2 separate regions of the Homo sapiens genome follow, and region 2 is linked to region 1. A link is a loop called in an ENCODE intact Hi-C map of the cell type or tissue named here. Cell type or tissue: heart left ventricle. All regions are shown on one strand. Links, peaks and the distances in the headings refer to the core of each region. The heading gives the core; the rest is flanking DNA. Region 1 holds the start of LOC105375988 (a long non-coding RNA gene). Region 2 has its middle 130 kb from the start of SLC24A2.

Region 1 (5,388 bases), core at 125-5,124:
TATATAGAAAGAGATTTACTGGCCGGGCACAGTGGCTCATGCCTGTCATCGCAGCTCTTTGGGAGGCCAAGGCAGGTGGATCACCTGAGGTCAGGAGTTCAAGACCAGCCTGGCAAACATGGTGAAGCCCTGTCTCTACCAAAAATACAAAAAAAAATTGGCTGGGCATGGTGGTGAGCACCCGTAATCCCAGCTACTCAGGAGGCTGAGGCAGGAGAATCACTTGAACCCAGGAGGCAGAGGTTGCAGTGAGATGAGATCATGCCATTGCACTCCAGCCTGGGCAACAAGAGCAAAACAGACAGGAAGGGAAGGGAGGAAGGGAGAAAGGGAGGAAGGAAGGGAGGGAGGAAAGAAAGAAAAGAAAAGAAAAGAAAAGAAAAGAAAAGAAAAGAAAAGAAAAGAAAAGAAAAGAAAAGAAAAGAAAAGAAAAGAAAAGAAAAGAAAAGAAAAGAATAGATGAGATTCATTAGAAGGAATTGGCTCACACAATTATGGAGAATGGGCAAGTCCAAAATCTGTGGAGTGGGCTGGCAGCCTAGAGACCCAGAAGAGTCTATGCTGCAGTTCCAGTCAAGGCCAGTAGACTGGAGACCCAGCCAGTCACTGATATTCCAGTTTGAGCCTGAAGGCCATCTGCTGTAGAACCAGGAAGAGGTGATGTTGCAGATGTAGTCTGAAGCCATCTGCTAGAGAAGTAGGAGAAAGTTTCTTTTGTTCTATTTTGGCCTTCCACTGATTGGATGAGACCTACCCACATTATGGAGGGAGCCTACTTTACTTAAAGTCTACCAATTTGGGCATGGTAGCCCACACCTGTAATCCCAGCACTTTGGGAGGTCAAGGCAGGAGGATCACTTGGGGTCAGGAGCTCAAGACCAGCCTGGGAAACATAGCAAGACCCCAACTCTAAAAAAAAAACAAAATAAAAAAGTTAGCCAGGCACGGTGGCATGCACCTGTAATCTCCACTACTTGGGAGGCCGAGGTGGGAGGATTGCTTGAGCCCAGGAGTTCAAGGCTGCAGCAAGCTATGATCACCATATTGCACTCCAGCCTGGGCAATAGATTGAGACCCTGTCTCAAAAAAAAAAAAAAATCCATGGCCAGGTACAGTGGCTAACCCCTATATCCCCAGCACTTTCGGAGGCTGAGGCAGGTGGATCACCTGAGGTCAGGAGTTCAAGACCAGCCTGGCCAACATGGTGAAACCCTGTCTCTACTAAAAATACAAAAATTGGCTGGGCATGATGGCAGGCGCCTATAATCCCAGCTACTCAGGGGGATGAGAATGGCTGGAACCTGGGAGGCAGAGATTGCAGTGAGCCGAGATCATGCCATTGCACTCCAGCCTGGGCAAAAACAGTGAAACTCCATCTCAAAAAATATATATATTAACTAATTTAAACCTTAATCTCATCCAGAAATGCTCTTACCTCACAGAAACATCAGAATAATGTTTGACCAAATATCTGGAAACCCCATCATCCAGCCAATTTGACACATAAAACTAACCATCACCCCATCTGAAAGTTAGATTTCGCCCTAATTTTGTATATGAGGAGACTGAGGCTCAGAAGGATTAAGTGACATACCCAATTACACAGCTGATTGGAGGCCAGGCTATAATGAAACCATACTCTTTCCGACTCCAGGAAGTTGGGGGCAAGATACGTATTATTGAATCTCACTTGGAAAGAAAGTGCAGTTCTCCCCTACCTACATTAATAACCCTCTAACTAGTATTCAGTCAGCTAGCAAGTATTTAAGCCCCTACTATACTCTGAGCTGTCAGGAAAGTAAAATCTTATTTTACTGTCAAGAGCAAAAAGTTACCAAAATGTGTAGCAGGTCTTATTTTCTCTCTGGTACAGGTGCTGGGCGGGAGTTGGGGGTGGGAATGGAAGGTTGAGTCACACCAGAAGTGGTCAGCAGTGTGGGGACCAGGAGCCAGGTCTGTCACCACTCCTGCTTTGAAGCCACTTTCCCTCAAAAGTGGGTGACCACGGGGAATATTAAGCACTCAGGCTCTGGGATGAGCACTGACATCAAACAATTCCCTTTCATAAGGGGGCTGCCTGCTGGGGTCCATTGAGAAAGAGGGCAGGCATTCCAAAAGCCACTTCTTTCAGCAGGATGTAGGCAGAAACTATTCCCTTAGACGACCAAAACGGGTCACACGGGTCACAGTCACACGGCAAATGTCCCAGAACCCTATCGCCCACGTTCCCCCACACCACGACACTTGATCTGGTGCATCTAGTACGGTTGTGAGTGTCAGTTTCACCCCCTCAGGAAGCCAACTTCTCCCTCCACCGCAGCCTCCAGGTTTGTCCCCAGACCTGCCAACTGGTGTGGCCGCCTTCCTTTTGGTGGGCTGCAGGACCACTGGTGACACCTAGTGACCAAGGCGGCAGTAGCAGCCGAGAACGAGAATTCCTGATTTTCTCTCCTGGTGATGAGAGTAATGACACTGCCCGCCCCAGGACCAAGGAAGTCCCCAGGGAGGGAGTGTGTGAGATTTTTCCAGGAGGGAGATCCCCCTCGGTGAGAGAAGAAAGTGAGGCATGATCAGGGCTCATGACGCCCTTATCATAAGTCATGTGGTTTGAACATTAAAAGGAATGTGACCTCATTTCTTATTCTAAGCTGATCAAGGGGCACCTATGTTAAAAAGCACTGAGAGGCTCTTGGCCTTTTCTTGATTCCAGTCCCCCAGAAAGGGCCAAGAGAAGACTTCCAGGGTCAGACCCCTATCTGAGACCCCCTTTGCAGCCCTCTCCGCTCAGCCACACATCACTGTCCCGTCCACCCAGCTCCGTAGCCGTTAATCATATGTGGCTATCTAAATTAAATTAATTAAAATTACATTGAAAACTCAGCTCTTCAGGCACACCAGCCTGAAGTGCTCAACAGCCACAAGTAACTAGTGGCAGCACACATTACAGAGCATTTTCGTCATCACAGAAAGTTATCATAGACAATGCTGGTCTGTAGGCTAGAAATTTCTTTCCAGGCATCTTAAGATTCTTTTTAATCAAAGTTCTCTTTGGAAAGAAGAAAAAGCAGAAAGCTGGGTGGAACTGTCATCTTGGTATACCGTGCTTGGAAGCACAGGCTGACAGAGAAGGGATTGACACAAATTTGGCTTGAACTGGGTTTTTTTTCCAGATGCCACTTTACCGTGCCTCTCTCCCAAGAACAGGAGCTGTGTGGGCGTGTGTGTTTCAGGCTGCGTTTGGCACTGGAGGTTAAAACAGGGCGTTCTCTTCCTTCTTGCTTTCTCTTCAAGAGAAATAACTTTTTCCTCAAACTTATGATAAAGAAGACAGTTGGTAAAAATGTTTGGGAACCTCTGGTTTGGGCTAAATGAAGGCTCTTTGGAGACACACACTAGCCAGATTATAAGGCATAAAAGAAGTCTTGGACGCCAGGGGACACTGGACTGGCCATCAAGATTAATCATCCCATGGGGTCTCTTGGTACCTCATTCATTCACTCATTCAACCAGCATTTACCAACTGCCCGTTATGTTCCAGGCACTATTCTAAGCTACAGAGATACAGCTGTAAGCTGAACAAAGACCTTCCCTCATGGAACTTACCCACAAGAATGGAGGAATCTGACCCACAATATAAATAATGGTGTCACATCAGTATCATGGATCCAGGCCAGCCATACACTGATGACAACAACAGCTGCCTCGTTTTGAATTCCATAATCCTACCACTATTCTGTACCAAGCACGGTTCACTCCGCTCTCAGTGGATTCTCATAGTCCTCACAGCTACCATATTAAGTCTCAGTTATCATTAGTCTCATCTTCCATTTATGCAAACACAGAGAGGCCAAGCAAGTAGCTTAAATCATACCACTGTACAGGCACGCACCATTGTTCCAACCCTGGTCTCACTCATGCCATATGGTAGAGGGAAAGCATACGTTGTCAAATATTCAGGGATTCTAGAACGTTGCAAATAGAAGAATAAACAAGACGTATCCAGTGGTAAAGACAGATACAGTGTGATGTGCCTCATGGTAAGTAGAAAATAGAAGTCACTATGGAAACAGAGGAAGGGCATATAAACCAGCCTCCAGGGATGTGGCCAGGGTGTTATCAGGGAATGCTTCCTGGAGGAGGTGATACACGAATGAAGTCCTAAGGGAAAAATAGAAGTACAAGTGTTGAAAATGTGGGGAGGGACAAAGGTATGCTGGGCAAAGGGAACAGAAGTGCCCAGGCCTAGAGGGAAGCAGGTATTCAGTGTGGGTTGTGTACAGTTTGGAAGAAGAAAAGTGGCCCAATGATGGATTTTACAGCCTGCTCAGAAGTATTCACTTGACTTGGAGGGTTTGGGGCAGTCATCAAACAATGCTGCAGATGAAAGCATGGTAAAAAAGAAAAAAAAATGCTCCTCAGTATCTACATCAGGAAGGTGGTCACTTGTCACCAGTCTGATATTCATGGCACCTTAGGCTTTTACACACAGCCCTTTGTAGTTTACAAAGCAATTTCATGTGCCCAAACTCACAAAGCTGTTACATGGCAGGACCAGTCCTCTGCAAGCTCAAATCAGGGCTCCAGCCTCTATTCCACAGCACAACCTGCCAGACCCAGTGGTTGGTTGGCTGACTGTCCTGGGAAAAACTAAAAGCAAGAGAGTTTCCATTGCAGGTGACTTTGAAAGGACTTGGGGGTGCCATCCTGGTCTCCAGGCTGAGGCAGTGAGAATCTGGAATCAAGAAATGCTCTGGTTAATACTTCTTTCCTATTTTTCTTCCAGACTAGGTAGGCCTCAGAACTTATCTGTTTTTTCTGGCCATGGGGTATAAGAAAGTAAAAGAACTTATCTGTGGTTCTCAGAATGTCACACCCTGTTTGGCTTACCAGAAGTCCCTGCAAGGCTGTTTCAAACTTTACAGAGGCTAGCACTGAGATTCTGTGTCCCCACCTCGCCCCAAGGCCTGTCCCCGTTTGCATGTTCATTTGCTGCCTCTCCTTAAAGGATATTGGTATCTTTCAGCCTCTGTGACCAATGGGCATGTGGCATCGGGGGATGTGCTAGGTGGGGAATGTACCCAGGGCCACTGCCTTGATCATAAAATGGGCACAGTGGTAGTACCTACCTCGGCTTGTTATGAGGACTCAATAAGCCAATGCTTGAAAAGGACTTCAGAGGCATTCATGCCTGGATGGCTGGCACACACCTGGATAATTGCTGTTCTTAAGGAAAAGGTCAACAGTTTTGACTACTTAAAACTTTCAACATCTGTGTGTTAAATACCAATAATAATAACAACCAGAATTTAAAAACAAGAAACTGGGAAAATTTTGCAGTAAATACTGTATTCAAAAGGCTCACTTCCTTACCAAAAGTTCTTGCAACTT
Region 2 (5,388 bases), core at 59-5,058, 440 kb before region 1:
ATTTAAAAAAACAATTTAGTAAACCAGGAATAGAAGGATGCTTCCTTAATACAAGGAAGAATATTTATCTTAAGCCAATAGATAGTTATTCTCTTAATAGCAAAACAAGCACTACAGGCATTGCCATTACCAAAGGAACAAAATAAGTATTCCCTTTGTCCACACTTATATAATACTGTTGTTAAAGTTCTAAATATTCTACTAATATTTGAAAAAGAAAAGCCACATTTGTAGTTACTGGAAATGAAGAGACAACGTAATAACTATAAGCAAATAATATCACATAATCTTAAAACTCCAAAGCATCTACTGAAAAACTATCAAGATATAGATATGAGACAAAAATACAAATTGAAACGTTTGTTAAGTATTTGTTAGAATACGTTTTAAGTAGAAAAGCAACAAAAACAACAAAAGGTTTCTATTCATGATTTTAATAAGACACACAGAAAACCCGAGGGATAAGCTTATATGCATGATCCATATGAAAAAAAATCACAAGACCTGGCTGTGATTCATAAAAATAGAGAGATTGATGATGTTCCTGGATGGGTAAATGAATACTGTAAAGATGTCATATTAATTTAGAGGTCTAATGTCATCTCAATCCAAATCTCAGTGAGATTTTTCAAAAATTTGACAATGTGCTAATAAAATTTATCTGGAGGCAAAAGTGCAGACTAAATGCCAAAAAAAAAAAAACCACACAAAAAGAAAACTCAAGATCAGTTCTACCAAATATAAACTTTAAGACCATAACAAAGAAAATATTATGGCTAAAAATTCAGGAAAGAATCAAATTAGATATTTCCTAAAGAAATAACATTAAAATAAATTTCAGATGGCTATGTGAGATCAAAACAAAACAAAACCTGAAAGTAGAGGGAGATAAATGTCTGTGGTCCCTTTGTGAATAAGGACATTCCAATCTAAAAGCAGTTAAAGAAAATACAAAATTAAAATAAGAATAAAAACTTAGAAGATATAATTTCAAGGAAAATCTGAAGCTTCCATAAGTCAAAATATTTAATTACCAAAATTAAATGTAGGCACAAAAAAAAAAAAAAAAAAAAAACAGGTAAGTTATTTGCACCTATACATAAAGAACTTGGAATTCATATAACTCATTAGGAATGGTACAGAATTTAACCATAAAAATCAAGATTCTTAAAATTCTTAAAATTTTTGACCCAGTGATTCTACTTATAGCATCTATCCTAAGAAGGATGTTAAACATGCACAAAAAGACATATAAGCAAGTTTATTACATCAACATTTACGCCAGAAAAACACTAGAAATAGCCTACGTGTCCAGCTCTAGAGAAGTGACTATTATACATCCATATAATAGAATGCAGCTGTAAAAATGACATTTTCCAGGAATATTTAATAATCTGGAAAATTGCTCCCAATATAATGCTAAGTGGAAAAAAGCAGATATAAAACTATGCATTTCAGTTTCCATAAATATGAAAATGTGTATTATTTATTTACTTAGATGTACATACAGACACATTTGTAAAAGTGGAAGGAAATGCTTCAAAATGTTGACAGTGAGTTGACAATATCTGCCTTCTGCCTTCATTTTTATCTTAAATTCTTAGGTAAATTTTTAACTTGTGTAAAATAAGCACATAGTACTTTAAAAAAATTTTTAGAAGAAGATGTACACATGCTTTTAAATTATTGAAGTAAATAAGAACAAAGTTGGAGGACTCGCACTTCTCAGTTTCAAAACTTCCTACAAAGCTGTAGTAATCAAAACGACATGGTACTGGCATAAGTATAGACATATATACCAATGGAATAGAGTTGAGTGTCCAGAAATAAACCATACATGTATGGTCAATAAATGTTTTGCAAGGATTCCAAGACCACTAAATGAGGAAAGAATAGTCTTTTCAATATATGATCCCAGGTTACCTGAATATTCACATGCAAAGAGTGATTTGGACCTCTACCTCACACCATTTATAGAAATTATCTCTAACGGATCTAAGGCTTACCAAAATATAAGTGCTAAACCTGTAAAACTCTTAGAAGAAAATATAGCTGTGATATAGCTTTATGACCTTTGGTTAGGCAACAGTTTTTAAAATATGACATCAAAAGCACAATAAATAAATAATTGGACTTAAAACCTTCTATGTATAAAAGGAAACTATCAAAAAAGGGAAAAGATGACCCAGAGAATATAAGAAAATTTGTGCAAATAATATATCATATATATCCAGAATATATAAAGAACCTCACAAAACTCAAGAATAAGGTAAATAACCCAATTAAAAGATGGACAAAGAATGTGAATAGATAGTTCTCCAAAGAAGATATGCAAATGGCTGATAAGTATGTGAACAGATGCTCATTAGGAATTAGAAAAAGGCAAATAAGAAACCACAATGAGATGCTACTTCATACCTACTAGAACTACTATCATCATCATAATAATAAGCCAAGAAAATAACTGTTGGTAAGGATATGGATAAATTGGAACCTTTAATATATTGCTGGTGGGAATATATTATTAAATGGTGCAGTGCTCTGGAAAAAGTTTGGCAATCCCTCAAAAGTTAAAGATTTGCCGTATGACCCTACAATTCTATACCTAGGTATATGCCCAAGAGAATTGAAAATATATGTTCACACAAAAGCTTGTACCGGAATGTTCATAGGGACATTATTCACAAGAGCCAAAAAGTGGAAACAACCCAAATGTCTATCAATTGATGAATGGATAAACAAAATGTGGTATATTCATGCAATGAAATATTATTAGGCAATAAAAAAGAACGAAGCGCTGATACATGCTACACCATATATGAGACTTGAAAACATTATGCTAAGGAAAGAAGCCAGACAAAAAAGGGTCACATATTATATAACTTCATTCATGTGAAATATCCAAAATAGGTAAATTCATAGTGACAAAAGTAGTTGCCAAGGGCAGGTAGAGGATGGGATTGGGAGGTATAGGGTTTCTTTTGGGAGTGATGGGAATATTCTGGAGTTACTTAATGGTAACAGTTGTACGACATTGTGAATATACTAAAAACTATTAGATTGCACACTTTAAAATGGCTAAAATGGTGACTTTTATATCAATCTTTTTTTTAAATTATTAAAATACATGTTTTAAAATAAAATACAAATCAAATGTGTGCAGAACTCCTGAAGCACCTCAGCTCAGATCTTTTATGTGGCCAGATTCTGGCTACAAAATCTGGATCCCATCCTGTCCACATGACACTGGGGAGGATACTTGCTGTCTTGAGCCCATTTTCTCATCTATGAAATGGGATGCCTTCTTGCCTCATCTGAGTCATTATATGGTTCAAACGAGATAACTTTGTTAACAACAAGGCAAGGTCATAAGGGATTATTATCGTAATCTCTTGTCACTCTCGGCTAGATTATGCCAGAGGGGTGAACAGAATGCCTTAAGAGAACATGTCCTCTGCCTGGCTCAGAATAGATGATATTTGAGCTGGTCTTAAAAGATGACTTTGCCAGGCCAAGACCTGAGGATAGCCTTTTTAGACAGAAGGAAATGTATATTATTAAAAATGAGCAAACTCAGAAAATGCTACATGTTTAGTGACTGGAAATCACTGGAATACAAGTTGTGGGAGAGAGCAATTGAGAGGAATTTGGACCAGATCAAGTAGGGTCTTTTGTATAAGGTGTATGGGTTTTATTTTCGTGATAATGGAAAGCCAGTGGACATGTTTAGGAGGCATGTGTCAAGATCCAGTATGGATCCTAGGAAGAGGTCTGATGACATCATGGAGGATGAGCTGTGTAGGGAGATATTCAACAGGTAGATCTGACAGGAGGTGGTTGAAACACTCAAGTGGCAGGTGTCAAGAATCTAACCCTGGACAAGATAAAAGTAAGGACAAAAAGTAAGATCTGAAAGGAAGCGCATTTTGAGGTAGAACCCAAAGTATTTGGTAACGGACTAGATATGTAGTGAAGCAGAGGAGGAACAAAGGGCAACTGTGAGGTTTCTGGTTTTGAAAACTGGGCATACTACCCAGTTAATCAAGATTGGGCATACCACCGCTGATCAAGATTGTAGGTTTTTTGGAGAAGGAGCTGGCATAGTGAGGAAGATGAGGTTGGTTTGGGATACAGTAAGAATTAAGTGCTTACCCAGGAAAACAAAAATTAAAAAAAGAAAAAAAAGAATTAAGTATGGATTGATGGAATGCAAGAAACACACTCAAGTAAATGCAAGGAAACAAGAATTTACTGTGAGAAGGCATTCAAATGTAGATTTGTGGAGTCATAGACCATGGTTTCCTTATTCAACAAAATTTCTCTTATACCTAGCAAAGTTCCTGGCATAAAGTAGGTTTTCAAATTGTATTTGATAAAGGATGGTTAATCTCATGAAATACAATGAAAGCAATAAAGCATAGGCTTGCTGGCACTGGAAAATTCTCAGGCAGCCACCTACTCCATCTCTATCTTTCTGAAATCACGATGTCCTTTGCTTTGCTTCCCTTTGCATGTCTGCCCTAATCTCTGGATTCTCCCTGTATACTGGCTTTCTCTGCTTATTTATCCTCAGGACACAATTCCAAGCCCTAAATCACCTTACAGATGGAGGTGATTGATTCCCACACAAGGGAATCTGACTGGACTAGCTTGGATGAGATATCCACTCTGGCCAAGTCAGCTATGGCCTGAGGGATGAAGTCAGAGTGATTTATGTGACTACTCTTTATGGGATGTGGGCACGTCTCTAAGAAGGGAATGTTGGCAAACAAAAAAATGACTGGTATCTCTGGTATAAGCCTGCAGCCAAACATTCAGGTGTAGATGAGAATATGGGGCCTATATTTTGGAAAAACTGGTCATAGATCTTGGAGTCATTAGCAAATAGATAGTGGTTGAATTCTTCAATTTAGATGAGACGACCTGGGAAGAGTATGTAAAATGATGTGAGAATGTAGAAGTGATAGAAACTGGGCTAAGAAAAATAGAGAAATAGCCAATGAATTAGAGAGGTAATTGTCAGAGAGATATAAAGAAAACCAGGAGACCTGAGTCATAGGCTTTGAAGAAGGAGAGAATATTAATAAATGGAGATCAGGTTCATTTAAATTTTTACAAATGATTTGTTGATAGTTTCACAAGCCTGTAAGTTGAGGGAAAAGTTGGATATAATGTTTCTGTATGTCAACCAGGCATTTGACATCTTTCATAACATCATTTTGGGACAAAATAGAGAAATAAGGGTTGGATTGAGTTCAAAAGGAAAAATTATCAATTAGGCAAATGAAGAATCCCAAAGGGATGCAGGTTGATGGGATAGTATCCACCACTGGAGGTTCTAATGTGAGCTGGGAGGTTCCAGTGTTGTTTTGTCTTTGTGAACATTTT

Evidence for each region. Peaks named below come from ENCODE experiments on the same cell type or tissue, not always from the same donor. Only the 100,000 strongest peaks of a DNase experiment are listed, where the experiment ranks them.
Region 2: it touches region 1 in a loop (5-fold over the local background); 31 of 110 quality-filtered maps call a loop at or near these places.

Annotation. Positions count from the first base shown.
Region 1 is chr9:19,469,002-19,474,389 of GRCh38, reverse strand. LOC105375988 (a long non-coding RNA gene) reads right to left here and starts at 4,288. Exons shown (of 7, transcript XR_007061431.1): 1 at 3,890-4,288. In heart left ventricle, for the core only: a CTCF peak has its summit at 2,400 (motif pointing left); a DNase peak (open chromatin) is centred at 2,379; H3K4me3 peaks cover 637 bases.
Region 2 is chr9:19,912,669-19,918,056 of GRCh38, reverse strand. It overlaps a transcript of SLC24A2 not described here. Among named protein-coding and RNA genes, the nearest start is that of SLC24A2, 130 kb to the right of the region's middle. In heart left ventricle, for the core only: no CTCF peak of the experiment used is centred there; no DNase peak of the experiment used is centred there.